Linked DNA regions of Homo sapiens: region 1 is linked to region 2. A link is a loop called in an ENCODE intact Hi-C map of the cell type or tissue named here. Cell type or tissue: dorsolateral prefrontal cortex. All regions are shown on one strand.

What was found. A loop is a pair of places that touch in the nucleus more often than their neighbours do. Peaks named below come from ENCODE experiments on the same cell type or tissue, not always from the same donor. Only the 100,000 strongest peaks of a DNase experiment are listed, where the experiment ranks them.
Region 1: it touches region 2 in a loop (2.7-fold over the local background); 9 of 110 quality-filtered maps call a loop at or near these places.

The regions. Positions count from the first base shown.
Region 1 is chr1:203,405,588-203,413,587 of GRCh38, forward strand. It overlaps BMNCR (bone marrow associated non-coding RNA), which reads right to left and starts at 2,038. Exons shown (of 3, transcript XR_001738390.3): 1 at 944-2,038; 2 at 198-265. RefSeq lists a silencer at 4,580-4,780. In dorsolateral prefrontal cortex, no CTCF peak of the experiment used is centred here; a DNase peak (open chromatin) is centred at 3,104; H3K27ac peaks cover 4,616 bases.
Region 2 is chr1:203,484,432-203,492,431 of GRCh38, forward strand. PRELP (proline and arginine rich end leucine rich repeat protein) reads left to right here. Exons shown (of 3, transcript NM_002725.4): 3 at 2,275-6,921. The coding sequence ends at 2,450. Among named protein-coding and RNA genes, the nearest start is that of OPTC, 5.7 kb to the right of the region's middle. RefSeq lists an enhancer at 7,029-7,827. In dorsolateral prefrontal cortex, a CTCF peak has its summit at 3,481 (motif pointing left); DNase peaks (open chromatin) are centred at 3,110, 3,500 and 7,823; H3K4me3 peaks cover 1,071 bases; H3K27ac peaks cover 2,455 bases.

The sequences.
Region 1 (8,000 bases), 79 kb before region 2:
ATTGGATAAGAAACATTTACTCCCAGGAAGATACAAATTGGAGCCTTTTCATTTCCTTTCCTCCAAAGTTGATTTCAGCGGGATCACAGTCCAAGGAAGCATTAGCCCAGCTCCAGAAGCCTTAATGTCTGTATGGCCTTTGCTGAAACCCAGAACTCACATACAGTGGATCAGGCAGCACACAGCACCCTGCATACCTTTTTTTACAAGTCTCCTTACACTTTCCTCTGACTCCTCTCAGTGGCGCTTCCAACCTCCCTCTCTCCTGCAAAGCAAAACAAAACAAAACAAGAGAGGCCAACTGGCAGCCTGTGCTGCCCTCTCTGCACAGCCTCCCATCTCTCTGACATCTTCCCTGTTACCACGTTTTTCCCTTTGTCTTCTCTGTGCACTTTCTTGTGGAAATGGGTTTGGTCTCTGGGTTGTTACAAATCTAGGCCTCCACCCCTTAGCCCCATAAGCACAACCAAGGCTGAAAATGATGAATCTGGGAGATTATGACACAACCTGTGAACTATACTGTGATATTTCCCCCCGGCTACCCAGGTTACCAGCAAGCCAGTGTAAACTTAAGCGCTGCTTCTACAACATCTGCAGACACCAGTCAGGGTGGGTCAGCTGTGCTTTGCTCCAGCCCTGGAGACCTGCCCCATCCCCGCTCAGCCTCCTGCTCTTCTTGTTCTTATGTTGTCTGAACTCCCCACTTTGATACTCATCCTACTGGCTTCAGCCAAATAATTCCCATCTGCTCCTTCAGAGGCCCACTTAGGATGGTCTGTTTGGGGAGGTTCTCTCAATTCACCTCACTGGCCCCAAGCCAGTCTGCTGTGCTACTCTGATAGGTCAGCCCTTGGTTTATATTATTTGTATTTGTACTTGGTATTCCGATTTTGAGCTGCATTCTTTATATCTGTTCTGTCTCCACTATTAGGCTGGGACCAACCTGAGTGCAAAGTCTGGGTCTCCTGTCAACCCCTCGGGACAAGGGTTACTTTTTTTTTCCCAGCTGATGTTTCTTGGGTACCTTCCATGTGTCAGATGCTGAGGTTGGTGCTCAGGACATGAGACAGACCCAGCCCCTGTTCTCCCTCAGGACTTGCTTCTCCTGGTCCTGTCTGTGCCCCCAGGACAGCACTCTGCCTGACACATCGGGACAACTGACCACTGTCTGGACAGAGATGAGGAAGAGGATAGGGATTCAGCCCTTGGAGATGAGCCCCATCACTCTCTTCCTGGATTCCAAGTTCATACCACTCTGGCGGCTCCTCTGAAAATCCCCAGGCCTCCTCCCAGTCTCCCGGCATCCGGTGTTGCTGTTGGCCGGGCCTGCCTGCCACACAGCCAGGGACTGAAGGACATTTTATTCCAAATGAGGGCAGTCAGCTGAATTTCCAAACCAAAGATTTTTCCACTTCAAATTTTCTCCTTTCCTCTTCTGCCCAAATAACACATTTGTTTTGTAGAAAAGGGACAGAGCAGTTCTATATCTAAGGGTTAAAGACTTTATGGGGATACCTGGGGGATAGGCAGGGCTGTGGCCAAAGTCCTTATCCTGTTGGGAGGAGAGGGAAAAGAAAGGAACTGAGAAGGGCCTTCCAGTCCCCAGGAAGACAAAGGGGATAAGATCAAATCAAGGGATGCCTTTTTTCTTTCCGACCCTATACTGCACTCTCCTTCTTCTTCCATCTCCTTTTCCTGTTTTTTATTTCCTCTTCCTCTCTTCCTTCCCACTATCTTCTTCTCTCTCTTCCTCTCCTTCCTCTTCCTCCATGCATTCATTCATTCATGCATTCTCCCAGCAGACATTTATTCAGCATCTACTATGTGTCAGACACTGCCGCAAGCTAAGAATACAGAGACAACTAAGTCAAGGCTCAGAGTTCTTATAGTCCAGAGGTTGAGGAGGGTGGGGCAGACAGATGACAGGCTGGGGTGAGGAGCTACAACTGGCAAGGAGAGGTACTGGTAAATCTCCAAGTACATTCAGAAGCTCATGCAGTACATTTAGAACAAGGGAAACTCTGGGAATCAAGGAAAACTTTTTAAAAAACTTAAAACTTAAAATTTTTAAAAATAAGTATTTATTTATGTATTTCTTATTATTACTATTATTATTTTTTGAGACAGGGTCTCACTCTGTTGCTCAGGCTGGAGTGCAGTGGTGTGATCATAGTTCACTGCAGCCTCAACCTCCTGGGCTCAAGCAATCCTCCCACCTCAGCCTCCCAAGTAGCTGGGACCATGGAAGTGCATGACCATGCCCGGCTAATTTTTTTTTTTTTTTTTTTTAAGAGACAGGGTCTCTCTGTATTGCCTAGAGTGGCATTTTTTAAATAGACTTTTTTTTTTTTAGAGCAGTTTTATGTTTACATCAAAATTGAGTAGAAAGTACAGAGTTCCCCATGTATCCCCTGCCCCTCACACACACAGCCTCCCCAACTATCAACATCCCCCACAGGAACAGTCATTTGCTAAACCCGATGAACCTACATTTTAACATCATTATCACCCAAAGTCCAGAGTTCACATTAAGGTTCACTCTTGGTGTTGTACATTCTATGAGTTTGGACAAATGTATAATGAATTGTATCCACCTTTATAGGATCATGCGGAGTAGTTTAACTACCTAAACATCCTCTATGCTTTGCCTCACTTAATCTTTCAATCTTCAATTTCTTCTTCTTTGAAATGGGAAATATAACAATTATCTCATAGAGTGATCATGAGGATAAAACAAAATAATATATATGAATATTCTGCTTTAAGTGTGGGTTATTTATATAATATCACAGGGAAAAACCAAGAGAACTCACATAGTTGTCCCTGATTGTGGTATGTGCTACGGGAGAAAGGAGAGAAGCAGATAGGAAAGGATGAACTTTCGCCCAAGCATCAGGGAGACGCTGCTGCATGAGGTTTGGGCTGCAGGCGACACTGGGAGTAGTAGTAGGAGGAGGGCACGGAGGCCCACGGAATTCTAACAGGGACTCTGGACTGTTCCCTGCTCCTGAAGTAGCCCATCCCAACTTTATCCAGGCAGTCCTCTGGCTGCTGCTGGCAGGGGCTCAGAGAGCCTGTGTGAGTCACATCCACGTGGCTGATGTGGGGAGGGAAGAAGGGATGGGGAGGGCTCATGCCCGCGCAGGGCCACGCTGGCTTGGAGAAATGGTTCCTGAAAGTCCCTGGCAGAAAGTGGGCTGCTGTGGGCTGTTAATGTGCCATGCAAATCAACCAGTAAACAGTCCCCAATGAGAATCCCAGATGTCTGTTCACTCCAAAGCACAAGACACTCATTTTGGGCTCCAGGTGGGGACCAGCTCAAGTGAACCCTGCCCATGAGCTGAGGCAGGACTGCTGGTCTCTCTGTCTTCCTGCCTCTGGACGGGGACCTTGTTCCTGGAGACCTCATTGTCCTCCTACACTGAGACAGGCAGTGTCTACACAGGGAGAAGGCGACCGGCAGTACAGATGACATCAACATATCACCTTTCATTCAGGATGGGAAAAATCATTCTGGGGTCTGCTTAGGCTGTCTAGGCAGAACAAAAGAGCTGCACCATAGTGCTAGAGACAGGATGAACCATATGGTATGCTTGTGGGGTACCCCAAATTTCCACCTGAGTTGGGTCTGTTGCCAGGCAGAGGCACAGCTGGGTTTGGGGGGATGCCAGGTGCTTGCTGTATATATGCTCAGAATGCGTTGGCTTGTGGGGAGGATAGCTAGAGAGGGAGAGGTGGAATGAAGCACATCTGGTGACCCGATTTTTTGTTTTCTTGTTCTTAGTTAAGAGCCTCAGCTATTCTTGGGGCTGGAGGAAGAAGACAAGGAAACAGGCAGGGGCAGGAGAAGGAGAAAATGGGGCAGGTAGTGTATGTTACTTGGGGAGGCTCAGAGAGGGAGTGCTGTTTTGATCCCGGGAAGGCCTCTACTTCTCATGGAGTGCGAAGGGGCTTGGTGTTCCTAGGTGAGGAAGAAAAGTATGGTCACATGACCATTTAGCAGCCTCTCCCACAGGGACTCAACATGCAGTCATATCAATATATCATTCCAAAAGCAGCACATAAACACATATACCTTCAAGGATAATTGCAAGCACAGGGTTTAATTATACAGACAATGAAAGCCCACACTTCTTAGAGACACACTGCCACTGAAACACACACAGCCCTGCTCATAAAGACTAGAAGTGGTCACATTGACCCTTCAGGTCAGGGCAAATGTGCCTTGAACCAGCATCACCCTTTGGAGTTTGCAAAGTCTAATGTCCATCTCAAGTTTTCCACAAACTTCTGGAGGGTGCTCCTGCTTCTGATGAATTGTTCGATCCAGGGTCCTCTGGCCATTCCTGGTGACTGTCCCTGTTCCACACCACCACCATCCAGGTGGAGAACATGGCAGAAATACTTGCAAGGCTTCTGTGATGTGGAAAACTTAGGAAGCTTTGAAGAAATGAAGAGCTTTACATCATAGCAATAACACTAAACACTAAATAATACTAAACAACAGACATTTCTGGTATGACTTTTTAAAAATCCATTGATCATTTTCATAACTCAGGGTGCAGACTCTTTGCATGTTATTCAGCTAATCCCCTTCCCCCTCTTCATTGTTGTCTTCTTCTTAGGGGCAAAATCCGAATTCCTCTCATTTCTTACGTGGAACAACTTTCTCCAATCTCTGCTGCCAAACGTGGCTCGTGAACTCCCTTAGCATAGCCAAAAACTCACTGGAAGCTCTGAAAATAGCCCTGGTGACTTGCTGATTAAGCTCCTAGAGCAGAGGCTATCTGCCTTCCCCATCTTCCTGTACTAAGGGCAGTTTTTATTTTTCTAGCTAAATGTAAATATGCAAATATACACTTGGACACAGAACTCTCGATCCACTTCCCCAAATAGGTTAGACAGGAAGAATTCATCTATGCCATGTTCAGGGCAGTTAGCTAAATCTAAAATTGCCTCCCTCCCTCAACTTCCTACTCTCTACTTTCAGGGTTCCCGGGGCTCTTTTTACAACAGATTTATAAAGTCAACATCATTGAGAGCCTGCCCTATGCCAAGCATTCTTCTTGGGAGATACAAAGATGATAAAACAAGACCACGGAACTCAAGGAGCTCAAATCCTAGATGGAGTGGCAGATAAGTAAACATGGAATCATGATGTAATAAGATGAAGTCTATGATAGGGAAGGTAAAATGTGCTATTGGAACACAGAGAAGAGCAGTTGAACCAGCTTGGGGCTGGGAGTGTGAGGAGGATGTGCAGGATGAGTAGAAGTTCATCACTTAAAGGAGAGGGTACAAAACCTGACCATCCATTTATGCAGTTGCAATTGTTTATTACTTTGCTAAGCAGTGAACAAGATGGACAGGCTTCACTTGGTGGTGAAAACTGCAGGCTTTATAAATAGGTGAGTGTTGTGGAAGGGGACCCTCAGGGCCAGGTAAACCTGTCTAATGAGGTGACACTTAACCTGAAGCCTAAAACATCGGTTCCCTAATGTTTTTGGTACCAGGGACTGGTTTCATGGAAGATAATTTTTCCATGGACAGTGGGGTTCAGAGGGGAATAGTTTTGGGATGAAACTGTTCCACCTCAGATCATCAGGAGCCAGTTAGATTCTCATAAGGAGTGTGCAACCTAGATCCCTCGCATGCACGGTTCACAAGAGGGTTTGTGCTCCTATGAGAGTCTAATGGCACTGCTGATCTGAAAGGAGGAGGAGCTCAGGTGTTAATGCTTGCCAGCCACTCACCTCCTGCACCTCCCACTGTTTGGCCTGGTTCCTGACAGGCCATGGACTTGTACCAGTCCACAGCCTGGGGGTTGGGGACCCCTGGCCTAAAAGAAGAATAAGAGTTAGCTAGGTGAAAGGGTGGGAATATGTTTAGGCAGATTAAAAAAGCATGTTTTGGGGGAGGTTCCAAGATGGCCGAATAGGAACAGCTCCAGTCTGCAGCTCCCAGCATAAGTGACGCAGAAGGTGGGTGATTTCTGCATTTCCAACTGAGGTACCGGGTTCATCTCACTGGGGCTTGTCAGACAGTGGGTGCAGCCCACAGAGCAAGGCGGGACATTGCCTCACCCAGGAAGCACAACGGGTCAGGGAGTTCCCTTTCCTAGCCAAGAGAAGCTGTGACAGACGGTACCTGGAAAACTGGGACACTCCCACCCTAATACTGCGCTTTTCCAATGGTCTTAGCAAATGGCACACCAGGAGATTATATCCCACGCCTGGCTCGGAGGGTCCCACGCCCACGGAGCCTTGCTCACTGCTAGCACAGCAGTCTGAGATCGAACTGCAAGGCAGCAGCGAGGCTGGGGGAGGGGCATCTGCCATTGCTGAGGCTTGAGTAGGTAAACAAAGTGGCTGGGAAGCTCGAACTGGGTGGAGCCCACCACAGCTCAAGCAGGCCTGCCTTCCTCTGTAGACTCCACCTCTGTGGGCAGGGCATAGCTGAACAAAAGGCAGTAGAAACTTCTGTAGACTTAAATGTCCCTGTCTGAAAGCTTTGAAGAGAGTAGTTGTTCTCCCAACATGGAGTTTGAGATCTGAGAATGGACAGACTGCCTCCTCAAGTGGCTCTCTGACCCCCAAGTAGCCTAACTGGGAGACACATCCCAGTAGGGGCTGACTGACACCTCATACAGCCGGGTGACCCTCTGAGATGAAGCTTCCAGAGGAAGGATCAGGCAGCAACATTTGCTATTCTGCAATATTTGCTTTCTGCAGCTTCCACTGGTGATACCCAGGCAAACAGGGTCTGGAGTGGACCTCCAGCAAACTCCAACAGACCTGCAGCTGAGAGTCCTGACTGTTAGAAGGAAAACTAACAAACAGAAAGGACAACCACACCAAAACCCCATCTGTACATCACCATCATCAAAGACCAAAGGTAGATAAAACCACAAAGATGGGGAGAAACTAGAGCAGAAAAGCTGAAAATTCTAAAATCTGAGCACCTCTTCTCCTCCAAAGGAACGCAGCTCCTTTCCAGCAATGGAACAAAGCTGGACGGAGAATGTCTTTGACGAGTTGAGAGAAGGCTTCAGACGATCAGTAATAACAAACTTTTCCGAGCTAAGGGAGGATGTTCGAACCCATCGCAAAGAAGCTAAAAACCTTGAAAAAAGATTAGACAAATGGCTAACTAGAATAAACAGTGTAGAGAAGACCTTAAATGACTTGATGGAGCTGAAAACCATGGCATGAGAACTATGTGATGCATGCACAAGCTTCAGTAGCCAGTTTGATCAAGTGTAAGAAAGGGTATCAGTGATTGAAGATCAAATGAATGAAATGAAGTAAGAAGAGAAGTTTAGAGAAAAAAGAGTAAAAAGAAACTAACAAAGCCTCCAAGAAATATGGGACTATGTGAAAAGACCAAATCTACGTCTGATTGGTGTACCTTAAAGTGACGGGGAGAATGGAACCAAGTTGGAAAACATTCTTCAGGATATTATCCAGGAAAACTTCACTAACCTAGCAAGGCAGGCCAACATTCAAATTCAGGAAATACACAGAACATTACAAAGATACTCCTCAAGAAGAGCAACTCCGAGACACGTAATTGTCAGATTCACCAAAGTTGAAATGAAGGAAAGGCAGCCAGAGAGACAGATCAGGTTACCCACAAAGGGAAGCCCATCAAACAGCAGATCTCTCAGCAGAAACTCTACAAGCCAGAAGAGAGTGGGGGCCAATATTCAACATTCTTAAAGAAAATAATTTTCAACCCAGAATTTCATATCCAGCCAAACTAAGCTTCATAAGTGAAGGAGAAATAAAGTCCTTTACAGACAAACAAATGCTGAGAGATTTTGTCACCACTAGGCCTCCTTACAAGAGCTCCTGAAAGAAGCACTAAATATGGAAAGGAACAACTGGTAGCAGCCACTGCAAAAACATGCCAAATTGTAAAGACCATCAATGCTAGGAAGAAACTGCATCAACTAACCAGCAAAATAACCAGCTAACATCATAATGACAGGATCAAATTCA
Region 2 (8,000 bases):
CCCAGAATACCATACTTGGAGGGTCATAGGTTTTCTTCCTCCATTCTTCCTCAGCCCCAGTTCCTTGGCAACTGGATCTATAGGTAGGGTAGACATGGAATATACTCCTGGACATTCTGCTAAAAACAGAACAGAGACATTTAAATACCTATCCTGAAATGTCCTGGGTCTGCCCTCTGCAGAAACCTGCCCCTGTGGGAAGATGCTTCTTCCCAAGCCTGAGCCTGGGTTTTGATTCAGGGTATGCAACTGGTAAAAATGTGGCAGTCAGGAAAAGAAGGTCTGCATGCTGGTGCTTTCTGAATCTATCTGGAAGGGTGCGATGTTTAGGTGCACTTAAGGAAGAGTTTGCCTAAGTGACATTTACAGGGTTCTGGACTTGGAGTATCAATTGCAGCCCAGGAGAGGAGGCTGGAAGTTGCAGTTTTGCTTCAATCAAAAATTTCAGCTCGGAGCAGAGCATTAGCAGAAAGGTTTAGAAGTGAAATAATATTTTCTGGTCCTTGAACAAAATCAGCCTACATTCACAGAAGGGATGCAGCAGCAGAAGGGAAGAGAGGGATTGAGGGAAAAGAGAAGGACCCCTAGAATGATATTTGGGGATCCTTAGGTTCCAAACCAAAGAATGAGATGGAGATTGTTGGTGTCTCTACCGACACCAACAATGGGCGAATAGATCGTTCACTCATTTGGGATAATTTCAAGAAGTAGGGGAGGATTTTTTTTTTAATCTTACAAAAAAAAAATGGGAAAAGGGGAAGACTGTATAATTTTACCCTGGAGACAGCACACTAAAATAAAACACATTACCCCCAGGAAGCTATGAGGCCAAAATACAGACAGAAGGGATACCTTGATTAATAAATGGCTGATAGGTCTCTACCAGATTGTGGAAGAACAGGTTGCTGGAGGATATCCCAACCTTCTAAGGTTGAAGTCAGAGAACTCACACCTCACCCACATGAGCCCACCCCATCCAGCCTGTCTCCTGTGCCTTTTACCCGACAGAATGGGCTGAGTGGGGCCTAGGTCAGTGGGGTGATTACGTTCTTCACAATGACCATAATGCTGCCACTGGTACTGTCTTTAAACAGCTTACAAAATGCCTTTGCCAACATTCTCTCCCCTGATTACAGGGCAGGCACCACTCTTACCATTTCACAGATTGAAGAACTCAGCATGAGGGTGGCTAGGCCACAGCCCCAAGCTCATAAGAGAAAACCCCCGTGTCAGGGCCCTTCTGCTACTCCAATGGCAAAGAAGAAAGACGAGGAAAAGGAAGAGGAAGACAATTACAATGAAGATGATGCCTACTCTTCCTCCTCCTGCTCCTCCATAAATGATAAGTGAGGCAAGGCTTAGGGAGAATAAAACAGTTCATTTAAATGCTGGCATGCCTGGTGCCACAGGCATCCAACAAGATGTGATGGAGGAAATGGAATCTCAGGCCATGGACCCTTCAGAATCAGTAGGCTCATCATGTCCCGGGGGTTCCGGAGCTCTCCCCAGATCCTCTTTCCTCTTCCTGTCATCCTTATTTCAGTTACCATCTTTTGCCCATCCTCATGTCTCACATCCAATTCAAAGGAAAACCTGCAGAGTAATTTTCACATCCACCTACTGGCTTCAGATCTCACCTTACTCCATTGCTTCTCCACAGTGTAGCCGGATTATCTTTGTACAGCATAAACCTGAACATAGGGATCTCTAAGGACCCTTCCAGATTTAACGCTCCAGGATACCATGGTTCAAGTATCCTGTTAATAACATCGCTCTCACAAAGACAGTCCTGTTCACTGCCATTCCTCAGACCAGAGATCAAAAGCCTCTTAGTGAAAGCCTAACTACCTTCCCAGCTTACTCTCCTTAGTACATCACATTGGGCACTATTACTATTCCCAGATTCGCCCACAAGCAGAATTTTGGCCTCCACAACTTCATTCAAACAGATTCCTCTATCAGAACACCATCCCCCAGGTCTCCACCTGTTGTAATTCTACCTATTCTTGAAGGCCCAGTTCAAAATTTACTTCCAATTCTCTAGAGTTAACTTGCAATAACAGTTGTTGATCAATTCCAACTTAATTCATTTTACAAATGAGTAAACTGAGCCTGGAGGTCAAGGCAGCTCATCTATGATCACACATTCCCAAAGCTAGCCAGTTTCAGAGAGAAGTCTACAGTCCTTGCTCTCGGGTGTCTTCCCCCTTCCCCTTCCTCATCTTGGCCGCCAGCCTCCACTCCCTTCTGATTTCTCGTCTTCTTTTTCCGTAGAAATCAACGGAACCCAGATTTGCCCCAACGACCTAGTGGCGTTCCATGACTTCTCCTCGGACCTGGAGAACGTGCCACACCTGCGCTACCTGCGGCTGGATGGAAACTACTTGAAGCCGCCCATCCCGCTGGACCTCATGATGTGCTTCCGCCTCCTGCAGTCCGTGGTCATCTAGGCCCTACTCCGCCACCGGATCTGCTCTGACCGCACTTGAAGGCTGGGGCCCAGGCACCTGTGCCGGCCATTCGTTTTCTCTCTCTCCCTTTCTTTCTCCCAGCTTTGCCTCCCTTATCCCACCCTCGAGGCAGGGAAAAGCCATCTATTCTTCTGCAGCCTCAGGAGCGAGACTTCAAGGACTCAGTTTGGTTCCACCCAGTTGAAAGACACCCAGTGCACACCCAAACTCCTGGCCTTCTGTGGTTTCCCTTTGCTCCAGAAACACAGATGTGTCTAAAGACTTGGTGTCCCCTTCTCTCTCCTCCCCCACCCGCCACTCCTGGGTACATCTGGGCCGTGGACTATCTGATCTTGGTCCTGGCCGAGCAAACAGCCCGGAGGTAAGGTTCAGAAAGTCCCCCTGGGGACTCCTCCATCTTCGGCAGCTCTGGCTCAAAGAGGCCGAGAAACCCAGTTCTCCTGGGCCAAGGATCCCTTCTGGCAAAGCTGCTGCTCCGCCGCTTGGTTCCCCGGCACCAGACATCGCCCTGGCCCTGCTGGCCCGGGTATCGGGAAGGAGGAGCGAGGGAATGACGGAGGTAGGGTGCAGGGTCAGGGCTCCCGCAGGGGCCTGCATCTGGCCAGCAGGACACAGGGATGCGCAGGGCGCCCCCTTCTGTTCCAGGGTGAACATAGCACACGCCCTCCTGGCTGGGCCTCAGGAGGAACAGCCAAGGAGAAGAATGGCCCAAGGAACTAGGAAGCAGCCATGGGAGAGGGGAAGGGTTCAAGCCCGGGATGGGCCCGCGTGACGTCGATGGGTCCTGCGGCCCCCTTGCCCAACCTCGGGTTTAGGGAGGAGGGTTCACAGTGTTTTTGTGGGGGCGGGGGAAGGAAGAGGCAGCCCCGCCCCCGCCATCTGTTCTCCATCAGTGTGCGCGGCCCAGCCATTTCCACCCTCGGGAGGCGGCTCCTGAGAAACAGGGAGGAAGGGGCGGAGCACCTGGACGTCTCCCAGAAGCCCCTCCACGTTTGAAAATGCGCCTCCTCCTCGGAGACAGACGCATCGGTGCCACCTAGTGGCTGGTGGGAGTAACAGCTGGTCCCAGTCTTGCGCCTGGCCCTCTTCCTGGGGTGATTTTCCTCGGTGGAGGAGGCCCGTGGGGTCCCAACACGGAAGAGCCATGGGCCGTGTGCATGGTGTCGCTCTCCTCTAGGGTCTAGCGGGCACAAACGTCCCCAGGCTGGGCTCATTCCCATCGTGAGTGAGCCCAGGTGAGGACATAGTCGGCTCCCGTTTGTTGTAGGCCCTTCCCAGGTGCCTTCTCAGCTCCCTCATCTGTAAACCGAGGAGGTGGATAAGATGCTCCCGGCCGGGCGCGGTGGCTCACGCCTGTAATCCCAGCACTTTGGGAGGCCGAGGCGGGCAGATTATTGCCTGAGCTCAGGAGTTCGAAACCACCCTGGGCAACATGGTGAAACCCCCGTCTCTACTAAAATACAAAAAAATTAGCCAGGCATAGTGGCGCGCGCCTATAATCCCAGCTACTGGGAGGCTGAGGCGGGAGAATCGCTTGAGCCGGGGAGGCGGAGGTTGCAGTGAGGCGAGATTGTGCCACTGCACTCCAGCTTGGGCGACAGAGTGAGACTCCGTCTCAAAAAAGAAAAAAAAAAGATGCTCCTCTGAGGTCCCTCCGGCGCTCATGTTCCGAGTCTGCAGCTCCACACTTTAAATCATACTCGAATGCAGGACAAGTCCTAAATATTTGCCCCTTCCCTTGCAGTAATTTATTTTCTGTATGGACTGTCCCTCCCCCAGAGGCTTCCCCACCCTCCATTGCCTGGCCCAGGTGAGCAGCTTGGCAGGTCTCCAAGTGGAACCCGGTCCAGACAGGGCTGCCTCGACTTCACCTTTCCCCCTAACTTCCTCCAAGGGATGCTGCCCCTTCTCAGCCCCCTGCGTGTGTATATTGGTGGGAGGCATAGAGGATGGATGTTCTAGAAATGAGTAAGACACAGTGCCCACCCCCAAGTTAGGATGAAAAAAGTTCCAGAGGTTTTTAAGAAATTGGATTAAGCTGGGTCCCTAACTTCAAGAAATTCCCATTATGCTCCTTCTCACCTTTCTTTTTTGCTAATTATGGAAAATAGGGCCCATTTCATCATAGCCTCCTTCCCCCGTGCTCCACTACAATCGCCGCATTCTTTCTAGCTGCAGCTGGTTTCTTCAAGGCTCCTGCTTAAAGTCCACACGTTATTATGGCCGAAAGCAACCTGGTGCTTCGGCCTGGATAAGAGCCCCTTCTGCATCTTATTCACAGCTTGCAGCCTCAGCCCCTTTGATGAGGCCCTCAGGGGAGAGGTCATTACCTTGATCCTGCAAACCCAGACTCGTTGAGCAGCAACGCAATCACCATCATCCCACTGCCCAATCTAGAATATGTCTGCTCTCCTTTGCTCTCTGCAGCTGTAAGCCAGAGGGGATTCAAGGTAAATAGGCTTTACAGGCTCCCCTCCTCCAAACACACACAGAATGGGCTGGTTTCTTTCAAGTTTAAAAAAAGCCCCCTTCTCCATGCACAAGTTCATTCCCTCCATGCTGTCGTCATCGACATATACAGGTGTGTACGTAGGTGTATGTGTGTACTCTGCACGTATATCTCTTCTGTCTTGAAGACCCTGTTAACTTTGTGAAATAACTTCCACATTTCAACACACTTCACAGTACAGGAAATAAAGTAATATGAAAAACACCCTGCGTGAACTCAACGGTGTGAACAGGTCAAGAATAACACTTCAAAGTCATCTTGCCAGCCAGGCGTGGTGGATCACGCCTGTAATCCCAGCACTCTGGGAGGCCAAAGCGGGCAGATCACCTGAGGTCAGGAGTTCAAGACCAGCCTGGCCAACATAGTGAAACCCCTTGTTTACTCAAAATACAAAAATTGGCTGGGTGCGGTGGTACATGCCTGTAGTCCCAGCTACTTGGGAGGCTGAGGCAGGAGAATTGCTTGAACCCTGGAGGCAGAAGTTGCAGTGAGCCGAGATCGCACCACTGCACTCCAGCCTAGGAGACAAAACGAGACTTCATTTAAAAAAAATAAAAATAAAAATAAAAATAAAGTCATCTTGCCACCCACCCCCTACCATTGAGCCACCATGCCCAGCCCCAAAGCCTCTTAATTGCTCTAACAAGATGAGTGGGGAAAAGATTATACTCTTAAGAAATTCCTACGAAAGCTATCCAAAAGCCTTTTCTTTCCTCTTTTCTTATTATTTTTAAATAGAGGCAGGGTCTCATTATGTTGCCCAGGCTGGTCTGGAACTCCTGGCCTCAAGTGATCCTCCCACCTTGGCCTCCCCAGAGTGCTGGGATTACACACGTGAGTCACCATGCCCAGCCCCAAAGCCATTTCTTGAAGAATTTCTCGCAAACTCACAACCCTCATGAAAAATTAATCCTCAGTTCCACGAGACTGCCCACCCACAGACAAAAAAATATATATATTCCTAAAGTCGGACCAGAAATCTGACAGCTGCCTTTGAAACCCAAAGCCTCGGGTTCTTTCAAGCTACATGTACTAAATTGTCGAAGGTCTCCCAGGAGCTCTGTACTGAGGCAGACACAGAAAGACACAAAACGGTCGTCTTTCCTGCCCAAGTAAAGCTTACAGACTAACTGGGGAGATGTAGTGTGCATACAAAACAGTAAAAGAGCCATCTCAAGGACAGAGAGCATAGACCAAGTCATCTGGAATGGTCTACATGCCATGCGGAAGTCCACCGAAGGGTTAGAACAGGGTGTCCCAGACTCTCTCTTCTGAGGGAAGGTTGGTTGCAAAAGTGGGATTCATGACCCTCCCAGGCTACACCATCTTCTTTAGAATGAGAACTGCCAGGTGACGCCCTCGCTGCTCCTACCTGGCTACTAAACATCGACTTCGGTTCACTTCACGGATGTTCAGTGGATATCGGTCACATGCCAGGTCCCCAGCTACGCATTCAAGGATGGATAATATACATAGCAGCACATCCTTGAGGAACTCATACCTTGGTAAAGGGAAAGAAATCCATGAATGGATACCTCTGTGTCCTAAGTGTTTGTAATAATGCTGTGTGTCAGGCCTCTGAGCCCAAGCTAAGCCATCATATCCCCTGTGACCTGCATGTGCACATCCAGACGGCTGGTTCCTACCTTAACTGATGATATTCCACCACAAAAGAAGTGAAAATGGCTGGTCCCTGCCTTAACTGATGACATTACCTTGTGAAATTCCTTCTCCTGGCTCATCCTGGCTCAAAAGCTCCCCCACTGAACACCTTGCAACCCCCACCCCTGGCCACCAGAGAACAACCCCCTTTGACTGTAATTTTCCATTACCTACCCACATCTTATAAAATGGCCCCATCCCTATCTCCCTTCGCTGACTCTTTTCGGACTCAGCCCGCCTGCACCCAGGTGAAATAAACAGCCTTGTTGCTCACACAAAGCCTGTTTGGTGGTCGCTTCACACAGACACGAGTGAAACTACTGTGTATGAACAGTATAAAGGAAAGGGCTTTTACCTCTACCTGAGGAAAACCAGAAAGACTCCTACCATGTGAGCTGGCTCTTAAGGGATAAATCAGATTTTGCCAGGTGGATGAAAGAAAAAAAGACGCCACCTGGACAGGAAACAGCATGAGTACAAAGGTAGGAAGGTGTGGAGTCTACCCTGTGGGGCTTGTGTGTCTGAAAAAGAGGAGAGGGTCATGTTCCGGTCATGGAGTGGAGTTATGTGGCTACAAGCCCTCAGCAGGGGATATACCCCTGTCATCCAAAACACAGGAGGGTTCCTGAACTTCCCCGCCTCTCTCTCCCTATCCATGAAAAGGGCAACAACAGGGTTGGCTGGTCAAACTTCTGTCCATACCACCTGCCGCCTCCGATTCATCAACACGCCTTTTGCCTCTCCTAATGAGAGATTAGGATTAGGACGCCTCCCCCGCCTCCTGCTTCCTTTGCCAGGCTCTTGGGGAGCTGGGCTGCCTGGAACAGCAGTCTGCGGGGTTAGCCGTTTCCCCCACCAGGTCACATGTACACATCCATGGACAGCCCCTAATATTCATGAGAACAAGAGTGTGTGACCTGTGAGCTTGGGAAAGCAAGAGGAGAAGTTGGGAGAGGGTCTAGGATGCGAGCCTGAGTCTGGATGTGGCTCCTGCAGGGAGTGGGGGGAGCAGGTGTGTATGCATTGGGGAGGAACGATGGTGGGGGTGTGGCAACCAAGCAGGGATGGCAGGAGCGTATGTCTCTGGGAAAGCAGGGAGGGAGAGTGGGAGCAGGCGGCAGGGAGAGTGAATGAACACTCGCATTTGCATTTCTCCCAGGAATAAATGTGTGGGGTGGGAGCGGGGAGATTGCCTAGGCTGGCTGTGGGGGTGGAGGGCCTCTGGCTGCAAAGCCCAGGCTGTGGAGAGAAGATGGAGGCATACAGCCCGCCAAATGTGCCATCTGCCTACTGGATGCCCTCCAGGATCCAGGGCTATCTTTCCCTCCACCCAGCAGAGCCTCTGATGGTGTCTTTTC